Regions from separate parts of the Homo sapiens genome. Here region 2 is linked to region 1. Evidence: read pairs that join two places in POLR2A ChIA-PET (ENCODE). Cell type or tissue: Caco-2. All regions are shown on one strand.

The links. ChIA-PET counts read pairs that join two places held together with the same protein. Peaks named below come from ENCODE experiments on the same cell type or tissue, not always from the same donor. Only the 100,000 strongest peaks of a DNase experiment are listed, where the experiment ranks them.
Region 2: POLR2A ChIA-PET joins it to region 1 with 5 read pairs; 2 of 35 experiments call an interaction of 5 or more read pairs at or near these places.

Annotation. Positions count from the first base shown.
Region 1 is chr18:22,911,131-22,916,130 of GRCh38, reverse strand. All of the region lies in intron 2 of RBBP8-AS1 (RBBP8 antisense RNA 1), which reads left to right. It also overlaps a transcript of RBBP8 not described here. Among named protein-coding and RNA genes, the nearest start is that of RBBP8, 20 kb to the left of the region's middle. RefSeq lists an enhancer at 1,006-1,613. In Caco-2, no CTCF peak of the experiment used is centred here; a DNase peak (open chromatin) is centred at 2,130.
Region 2 is chr18:23,176,210-23,181,209 of GRCh38, reverse strand. All of the region lies in intron 1 of CABLES1 (Cdk5 and Abl enzyme substrate 1), which reads right to left. Among named protein-coding and RNA genes, the nearest start is that of CABLES1, 43 kb to the right of the region's middle. RefSeq lists a silencer at 524-573. In Caco-2, no CTCF peak of the experiment used is centred here; no DNase peak of the experiment used is centred here.

The sequences.
Region 1 (5,000 bases):
GACTAGGCGCTGAAGTATGTTGGTCTGTATAAAATACATACACACTCCTAATTTGATTGACAAATTTATATATCCTCAGTTTTAACAAAAATATCGCAATGTATCAATATTTTAAAGGACTAAATTTATGGAAAATACATGAAAGTAATATCTAATAGGACTTACATATATTTGAAAATGAAAATTCCATTAAATGAAAATTGTAAAATCCTCTCCCAAAATACAGAGTTAAGCTTGAAATTTTACCCATGGATTTTATATAAATGTATATCTAGTTCTTAAATAGCTTTCTTCAAAACCATAAACATAAAAAATGCTCAATAAATAAATTAGAATCCCAAATTAAATTTATCTTTAAACAGTAAGCCCTATGTTTTAAACACGGTGTGGTTTAAATTTTTTAAATTATCATATGCAATATATTCACCAGAAATACTAACAATGTGCTCTATTGGTATATATATATTACCTGAAAACTAGGTTTCATGTAGTAAATTCAGAAAAATTCAGCCAATTAAAAGTTTTGATCCATATTACCAAAAACTTGTCAAAATACAATTTGTGCTGAATAAAATTAATATTGGCTTGCTGAATCAGCACATTGCTTTTGCAGATACAACATTACATAGCTTTTCAGCAGTTTACCTGGATTACCAGAAATTCATGCAGAACTGCCTAGAAGTAGGACTATGAAGCATCCAAGGGTTTTCCCTGCAAAAAATGAAATCTCATCTGAACATTTATTCACACTTTTAAATTTATTCTTTGTCAACATCCTAAGGAAACTAATATTATAGCCTTTGAGTTAGAAAATAATTTTATAGCCTTTGAGTTTGAACATAGTGACAAAGTGGGAACCCTAGGGACAATGAAAAGGATGCATCAGTCTTGCTCAGCTCAAAGCAAAGTCCTACTAAGATGACAGGAAAGCATTCAGTATAATATGTTAAAAAAATTTTAAATTCCCAGATAAAATCATATGTCAGCTGTTATGTTAAATTAAATGCCCTAGAAGACATGTGCTTCAATTCAATCTAATATCAGTAAATAAAGGGGTAGGATGGTATGCCAACATAAATCTAAAGGGATTGGTAACTTTCATTTTACATGATACAAACTACTAAAATAAATTAATTGGATTACGTAAAGAGAGAGATAAAAGGAAGATTTTTAATATAAATGAAAGGAAGATCCAGGTATTCTTTAACCTAAAAAGTTTTTCAGACCTAATAGGCATGACAAAACCTGTCTTCATTCCTTTCTATTCAGCTCAGCAAGTGCTTTTGAGCTCCAATAGTTAATCAGTTACCAGATTCCACGGTCTTTGTTTTTCACACTCCTCAATTTTTACTGTGAATTGTTCCTCTAATGAATGTACTTAGGATCACCAGCCGGCCAATGCTTTTTTTGGCCTTAAAAGGGCAATTATTATTTATCCACAATTAGATTTACCATATAAAATTGTTACCATATAGCAACAGCCTATAAAACATAATAGTTACATTATGAAGGAAGTAGATGGCTTAATGTAAATCATTAATATGTGAAATTTATTTGGCAAAATTATTCAGTCCAGCTTTTAAAATGACTATAGCCATGCACAACTTACAGAAAAGCATAGTAAGAGAATATTATATACCAAATAACCTTTATGCAAACAATCAATGAACATAACGCAAGTGTTATAAAACAATATCTAGCTTTACAGAAAAGGTATAATGCAGGTATTACTATGTTAAAAATTGATTATCTTTTTAAACATCATTTCTTAATTTAACTTTCCAAAATGCATAGGAAACTGAGAAATTTTAAAAATATACTTACCCTTCGACTTATTTAGAAAACCTCTGCTCTTGGTGAAAAGCAGAAATTGTTTCACTGCTCACTTTCCCTGAATCTATCAACTTAAACATTAAATCAGTGAACACCACCTCTCTGGACCACACTGGTTTGCTAGACACTACTGCTATGTGGAAGAGTTCTGCTGCATCTAAGCTATATACTGAGTGCAATGGATAACCTAATATGCCTTTCATTTAACTGGCTGGGCAGGTTTCTACCGTCTGTGGAACATGGAATCAAACCAGAATATGTTGGCACAACAGGCCAGTAAAACCGGTTCTTCTGTAGATCCAGAACCTGTCCAACCAGTCTGTATCAAAGGCTAGCCCAACTTGCTGCAGCGGCTCAGCTCTGCTAAGCTTGTACTGGGTGGGTTATCCCCACCTCCTGTCAACTCCCAACAAACTACTCAGAATGTTGTAGCCTCCAGCAAAATAATTCAGAGTTCTAGTGGGAGGGGTAGATCTGTGTCAGGTATAGCAAGAGTCCATTGTTATAAGACTCTCGTGGTAGACATATATAAGCAAGTGGTCTATTATCTTCAGAGGTAGGTAATCCTTTTAAACATGTATTCTAGGGCATTCTCTTGACTACAGCCTCTAGAAATAGATTACCTATGATGAAGATGGATCCTATAATGCCTGACCTTTTCCACTAGTCTGCTTGGCTTTGCTTGATCTAGCTTAGCCTTGAGGAGCGAGATTGATATTCCCCACAGGGTAGTGGGCTTGAGAGCTAGAAGGAAGCATTTCTAGAAGGAGAGAAACAAGGTGTAGGTTGACCAAACATTTGCCTGGGTGTGTTATCTTCCTTGTTCTCAAATGATCCTCATACCATTCCAGTCTAAAATTGGAAAAACTCCTACTTCTACATACTAGGGACAACTTAAAAAGGTTTTGCTCTGAATATTCAACAGTTCAACACAAAGTATTGGTATCAACTATGTTTCAAGAACTGTGCCAGGTACAGGGTTCACAATGTAAGTAAAATTAGTAAAGATGAGAGCAACGTCAAAGTTCTCGATTAAGCGTGTCTAGTAAGTTTTGGAAAGAAGAAATGAGCAGCAAAACATTACATTTTGACAGAAATTGGTTTGTATTAAGAGAGATCATGTGGGATTTGTTCTTACTCTCTCATAATACTTGCACATTTAGAAGCAGTATTTCCTGTCTACTGACATAGTGTTTCTGAAACCTTTGTGCTTAAGAATCATCTGAAGTGTTGATTAAGAGCACAGATTCCTGGGCCTAACCACCGCAGATTCTGCTTCAACATTCAATAGGAATGTTGCCCAAGCACTTCTAGTGATTCTGATGCAATTATTGCAGGGACCATAGGCACAATTCCATGCTCAGTTTCTTTTCTATTTTTATACCTAATTAAAAAGAATACATATGAACCAAAAGATGCCATTTTTATTTTTGTATTTCTAGTGTCTAGAACACTGACTGACACTTAGAAGGTACTTAATAAATGCTTATCAGAGTTAAGCAGTTGCTAGATCTCAGGGGAATCACAACTAGTAATGACTATATGAATCAAACTCCACTAAATACTGTAATTATAATAATTGAGATGGGAGCTCAGAAATGGGAGTGAGTATGACTATAAGTATGGGGAAGACTTCACATGGGAGATGGGTTTAGAGGCTTTTCTTTTTAAACCATGGCCAAAGATTTCTATCTGCAGGGTAACAAAAGGCTAAAGGAACAATAAAAATAGTGCCTTTGATTTGATAACAGTAACAAAAGTGTTAAGTATATGAGGACACCATGAATTCAAAACTTGGTAATAAGGTTATTTTCTACAGCAGGGTCAGCAGATTTTTCCTTAAAGGAGCAGAGACTAATAGAGTTTGTCAGCTAGATTGTCTCTGTCTCAACTATTCAGTTGTAACAGTGTAGCACAAAAACAGGCATAGACAATAGTCATTTAAATGGGTGTGATATTGTGAAATACGTGTTTGGTCTTTGACCCTTTTTCCTGGTGTATGACTCCTAAAATCCTTACTCTCCAAAGTGATGTCTTTGGATGCTAATGAGTTGACTGGTAGCTGGCAACCCCTAGGTAGCTTCAGGATGGGGGCTGGTCACCAGAAAGACCAAGGCAGGATTAGGGGCTTAGGATTTTCAGCCCTTCCCTACAACCTGTGGGTTAAATTGATCACTAATGGCCAATGGTTTAATCATACCTATGTAATGAAGTCCCGTGAAAACCCAAAGGACACAATAGCTTTCCGATAGCTGAACACATGGAGCTTCCTGGAGGGTGGTGCACTGGAGAGGGCAGGGAAGTGCAACACCTCTTCTAACGTGCCTACCCCATGACTCTCTTCACCTGTACCTGTGGCAATATCCTTTACTGTAAACTGGTAAACGTAAATGGTTCCCTTCAGTTCTGTGAGTTGCTCTAGCAAATTAATCAAATCCAAGGAGGGGGTCTTGGGATCCCCAATTTATAACCAATCAGTTAAAAGCACAGGTAAAAATAACCCAGGACTTGTTGGCATCAGAAGTAGGGGGCAGTCTTTCGGTACTGAGCCCCAACTTGTGGAATTTGATTTCTAGGTAGATAGTGTCAGAACTAAATTGGAGGATACCTACCTGGTATCTGCTGCAGAATTCATTACTTGCTTGTTGGTAGGGGAAAATCTCCACACATTTGGCTGCAGAAGTCTTCTGTGTTAATTCTTGGTGTTGAGTGAGAGAATAGAAAAAGTACTTTGAGTTTGAGTGTGCTTTTTTCCACACGATTGGTATGGATATGTTCTAATAAAACTTTACAAAACAAGGGGCAGACCAGATTTGGCTAGTAAACCATAGTTTGCTGACCTCTAATCTAGAGTAAAACCTGTGAATTGTTAATTGAAAAATTAACAAGATTGCATAATTGTCTAGGCAAATTGGCTTTTGAGTCATAAAGACTTGGGTTCCATCGCAGTTCTGTTCCACCCTAGCCTTGTCACCTGAATCAAACATCAGTTTTATTTATAAAATGGGAAGCAAAATAATAGTACCTATCTCCTAGAGTTATTACAAGATTCAGATGATAATTTATATAAAGGTTTATCTGCAAATCTAATACACAGTAAGCGCTTGATAAAATGTCAGCTGAAAATAAAACTAGTTAAACATTGCAGGTGAACTTGTTTATTTCTG
Region 2 (5,000 bases), 270 kb before region 1:
CTGGCCTAGGGCCGCTTTCTTTAATACATGCATTCCCAGTCTGGTCAACAGAGTCCAGAAATCCTCCTCAGCTTCCCAATGCCCCAGGACAAGGAGGTTATGGGTAAGGAGTCAGGGCTGGACAGCAAGAAGTCCCACTTCAACCTTATAGACTCTGGGAACCTACATGTTCTAGCCTCCTTTACCGACTTAGTCACCAAGCCTCAAGGAGCCCAATCAGGACCCAGCAAGAAAAGGCTTGGGGCATATTAGCCTAGAAAGCAGGGTTGGCCCTTGAGGCAACTAGAAAATCCCTTTTTTGTTACAGAATCTCTGACTTTCTGGGCGGAAGCCTCCATCCCCTGCTTCTTGCATCCCTCCATCCCCCCACCACAGACATAATCTTTTGCTCTTGAAATGGTGTTCAGCTCATGCAGAAAAGGTGTCCTAAAAAGTAGGGTACAAATCTGTAGTTTGTAACTGTTTGACTATGGAAGCCTACTACTTAAAGGAGCCCTAAAATGAAAAACTATATATAAACCCAAGAATTAAAATCAGCTGCGCTTAGTGGCATGCACCGGCAGTCTCAGCTACTCAGGAGGCTGAGGCACGCTTGAACACAGGAAGTCGAGGTTGCAATGAGTTATGATCGCATTACTGCACTCTAGCCTGGGTGACAGAGTGAGACCCTGTCTCTACAAATAAATAAGTAAACACATAAGCCCAAGAATTGTACTATCATGTGTATGTCATTTGTGAAATGCTGGTTTTCAAATACTAGGCTCTCTTAAAGGAAAATGCCCCTCCATCACCCTATTGTTATTTCCTTCATTTCCCTAGCAGCATCTTAAGCTGTTGACTGCCACAGCACCATCAGCCTGCTCCTCACATTCATCAGATAAGTGATGATAACATTGTTCGTGAGTTGGCAAACTTCAATGCCAAGATTCCAGATGCTCCTCCAGCAGAAGTCCAATCAGACTGCGCTCACTTAAAAAAAACAAACTGTTGGCCAGGCGCGGTGGCTCATGCCTGTAATCCTAGCACTTTGGGAGGCTGAGGCGGGTGGATCACGAGGTCAGGAGATCGAGACCATCCTGGCTAACACGGCGAAACCCAGTCTCTACTAAAAATTAAAAAAAAAATTAGCCGGGCGTGGTGGCGGGCGCCTGTAGTCCCAGCTACTCAGAAGGCTGAGGCAGGAGAATGGCCTGAACCCGGGAGGCGGAGCTTGCAGTGAGCCAAGATTGCGCCACTGCACTCCAGCCTGGGCAACAGAGCGAGACTCCGTCTCAAAAAACAAAAAACAAAAATAAAAACAAAAACAAAACAAAACTGTTTCACCCTAGTACACGTGTTCACAGATGAAGAAAAAAAAGTCAGCTGCTACCTCTTAACAGAAGATACACAGACCCTTAAAGCAAAACGGCCTTCCCTTCAGCCTGAGGACACATCCATTAGACACATGCTTTGTTTTGTTGTCCACGGATCTAAAGCTTTGTCCAGCAGCAAAAGTGCCGATGAAAGTAAGCATGGCCCTTACTGCTCACCTGGCAGCAGCTGCTTGTTAGACCCTGGAGGAACTCCAAGAGGAGAGCCACAGAGTCTGACACTACAGTGGCATACTGGCCGGGCCAGGTCACCAGGCTGGGGTGACTGGAGGAGCATTTGGTCTTGACCAGTCAGCCTGATGCCATCCATACCTCTGAGCACTGGGCACACAGCTGGCTTGGAAGGAAAACCTCCTCCCCGAGCCTCAACTAACACGCTGAAAGCCAGATCCATATCCAGAATACAGACCAAAGGAATTCAAAATCCCTGGGGTGGGGGAGTCACTGGGATTTTTCTTGTAAAGGAAGGAAGACAGGATTATCTTTAAGAAAAGGAGGGATGGTTAGATTTTTTTAAATTAGACACAATGGGAAGAAACCGTTTTTTCTTTATTTTTTTAGACGGAGTCTCTGTCTCCCAGGGTGGAGTGCAGTGGCGCGATCTCGGCTCACTGCAACCTCTGCTTCCTGGGTTCAAGCGATTCTCCTGCCTCAGCCCCCTGAGTAGCTGGGATTACAGGGACCCGCCACAATACCCGACTAATTTTTGTATTTTTAGTAGAGACAGGGTTTCACCGTGTTGGCCAGGCTGGTCTCGAACTCCTGGCTTCAGGCAATTGGCCCGCCTCGGCCTCCCAAAGTGTTGGGATTACTGGTGTGAGCCACCACGCCCGGCCAAGAAACTGGTTTTGAATCTGGCTATGTTTTAAAGTCTCCAGCTGATGAATCAGGCAAAAACCAAATTAAAATCAATACACTAGAGTTGCCAATCAGCTTGTTCAAATAAGGTCTGTTTCTACATTTTCATAGGCGGGTCAAGAAAGCGACTCTCTAAATGTTTACAGAGAATACAAAAGGCTCTTGGCTTGCCTGAGTTTACTTTTGTTTCAAGGGCTCTCATCAGACTTGCCAAATCCTGAAAAATCAAGGTGTGAGGTTATCTTGGTATATGGGGCTATTTAGAGCTGACAGGAACTGCTGCTAGGATTTAATAGCTGGCCAGAAATTCATCCCCAAAGATCTCCCAGTCTACCCTGCCCACTGCTGTCCTGCTAATCTTGAAAAACACTCTTTCCCTCATGTCAGTCCCTACTTGAAGATCCAGTGATACCCCCTGGGAACAAGTTCAAACTCTTTTGACAAAGGGTCTAGAGGGAAGGTCAGAACACAGCAGCAGACACAGCACACCTGGCCGCCATGAAGGTACATGCCCAGGGTCCCTGGACAGCCTTAGGGTATCAGGACATCAGGCGGCCAGCCCAGGGTCCCTGGACAGCCTTAGGGTATCAGGACATCAGGCGGCCAGCCCAGGGTCGCTGGCTCAGTGGCAGTGCTGCATTCTAATTCATACTTGGCCTCGTCCCAGAGGGAGGGGCCCTGCCCTGCTGCTGTAGGGGCACACAATGGAATACGCAGAAGGGTAGAACCAGGAGAAGCAGGTACTGGGTACTGGTTGAAAAAAAAAAATCAGGATCCGAAAAGGTTTTGTGTGGCTGATGAGATAAACCGCTTTGATCTTGCTACAGAACACATTGGATACTCATGGAGGGGGTGGGGAAGAAAAGTGGGGGCCCAGCCAGGACAGGATATGGGTGGGAAGGGAATATTGGAAAGGGAAAACCACTAGAAATAAAAGGGCCAGCTTCACCCTAGACAGAAATGCGCCCTATGCATCTAAGTCCAAGGAGTTTGCGGCCAACTTACCTATGTTCTGAATGGGCGTCAGGCTCCAAGGAATCAAATCCAGGCGTTCTCTGCAAAGGGCTTCCCTGAGCCGGGCAAGGAGGGTGGCTGGGAATGCAGCACCTGGTCCCATGGTTTAAGGATACTGTGGAGTGTGTCCACACCTGGAGGCCAAACCAGGTGTGGAGTACATGGGGGAGCCAGGGAGAGCCAAGGTTTTAATTGGGAGAGGAGAAGAGAGTACCTCTAACAGAGGGAGCAGGCAGGCCATGGCAGGGGGCCTGAGGGGCTTCCTACATGCACCTTCCCAGAGCCCAACAGGACAGGACAGAACTGGGACTCGGTGAGGCATAGGAAGAATTCCTCCCAGCAAAGTCCGGCCCCAGGAAAAGAGCCCAGCGGGAACCAGGAGACAGACAGGCTCGCAATCAGAGGGCCAGGCTTGGCTCCAGGAGGACCCGGACAGAGACCCCAACAGCCAAGTGGACAAGCTGACCACACATAGACCGGCGGGGCTGGGGCTGGTATCACAGCACAATGAACGTGTGTGTGTGTGTGTGTGTGTGTGTGTGTGTGTGTACACATGTGCTCACACATAGCACCTTTCAGTCTCACACCCGAACACAGGAGGTACAGGGCTACGAACACTTCAGGGCTTACATGGGTGAGCAAGTGTGTGGTGCAGGGGGCCAGAGTTACCTCCTTAGACAGAGGCTGAGCAGAACTCGTTCCTGAGACTTGGTCTGACGGGGCCCCGAGCCTGACAATGGCCTGTGCTGGAGCCGTCTCGCTTCCTCCCCAGTCACTGTGAGGGCTCACTGGTGCTTTGGAAGAATGCCTTTACCTGCTGAAGACTTTCTAAGCCAGATACGCATTTATTTTTCCTTCGAACACAAGACAAGGACCCTCTGTGCCTAGCTCTGTGGGATTTGAAGAAGGCGAGGGAGAACCGAACCTTGCTGGAGGGACACACTCCTGTCCCTTCCTCCACAGTCAGGAGAGAACGGAGCTAACTTCATTAGAACCAGCAGGGGCTCAGGCGGGGGTCCTCACATCCAAGCTGGTGTTTACCGGACCCTTCAGAGGGCTGCCCTCCTAGGGAGGACGCCAGTAAAACGCTCCCTGGAGTCTCCCCCTTGGTGTCCAGCATGACCTTCCTCTGTTCTGAAGGGCCTTCAGCAGGAGTGGATTTTGACAGCTCAGAAACTGCATGCAATTATCTATAGCAAAATCGGATTGATGGGGCTTTGTGAATCCTTATTTTCTAGGAGTTTTTCAGGTTAACTGTGGCCCACACTCAATAGTGGTTTATGGAAACAAAGACTGATGCCTCTTCCTTGTCTATCCGAATTACCTCAGATTCCTTTCTGGAAGCCTGCTGAAAAAAATGCCTGCTTCTCCTTGGCTACCCATGTTTATTCTCTTCACTGGAAGCTGAATGGGGATTGGGTACAGCTAAATTGACGGCCTCCAAATAAAGGGTTTATGGCATAAGGCAGGGGTCCCCAAGCCCCAGGCCATGGACAGTACTGGGGTCTTACGGCCTATTAGGAATGGGGGCCACACAGTAGCAGGCAAGTGGCGGGCAAGCAAGCATTACTGCCTGGGCTCTGCCTACTGTGAGATCAGCGGGGCATCAGATTCTCACAGGAGCGCCAAGCCTATTGTGAACTGTGCACTCGAGGGATCTAGGTTGCACACTCCTTTTAAGAATTTAATGCCCAATGATCTCAGGTGGAACAGTTTCATCCCGAAGCCATCCCCCCACCCCCAGTGCATGGAAAAATT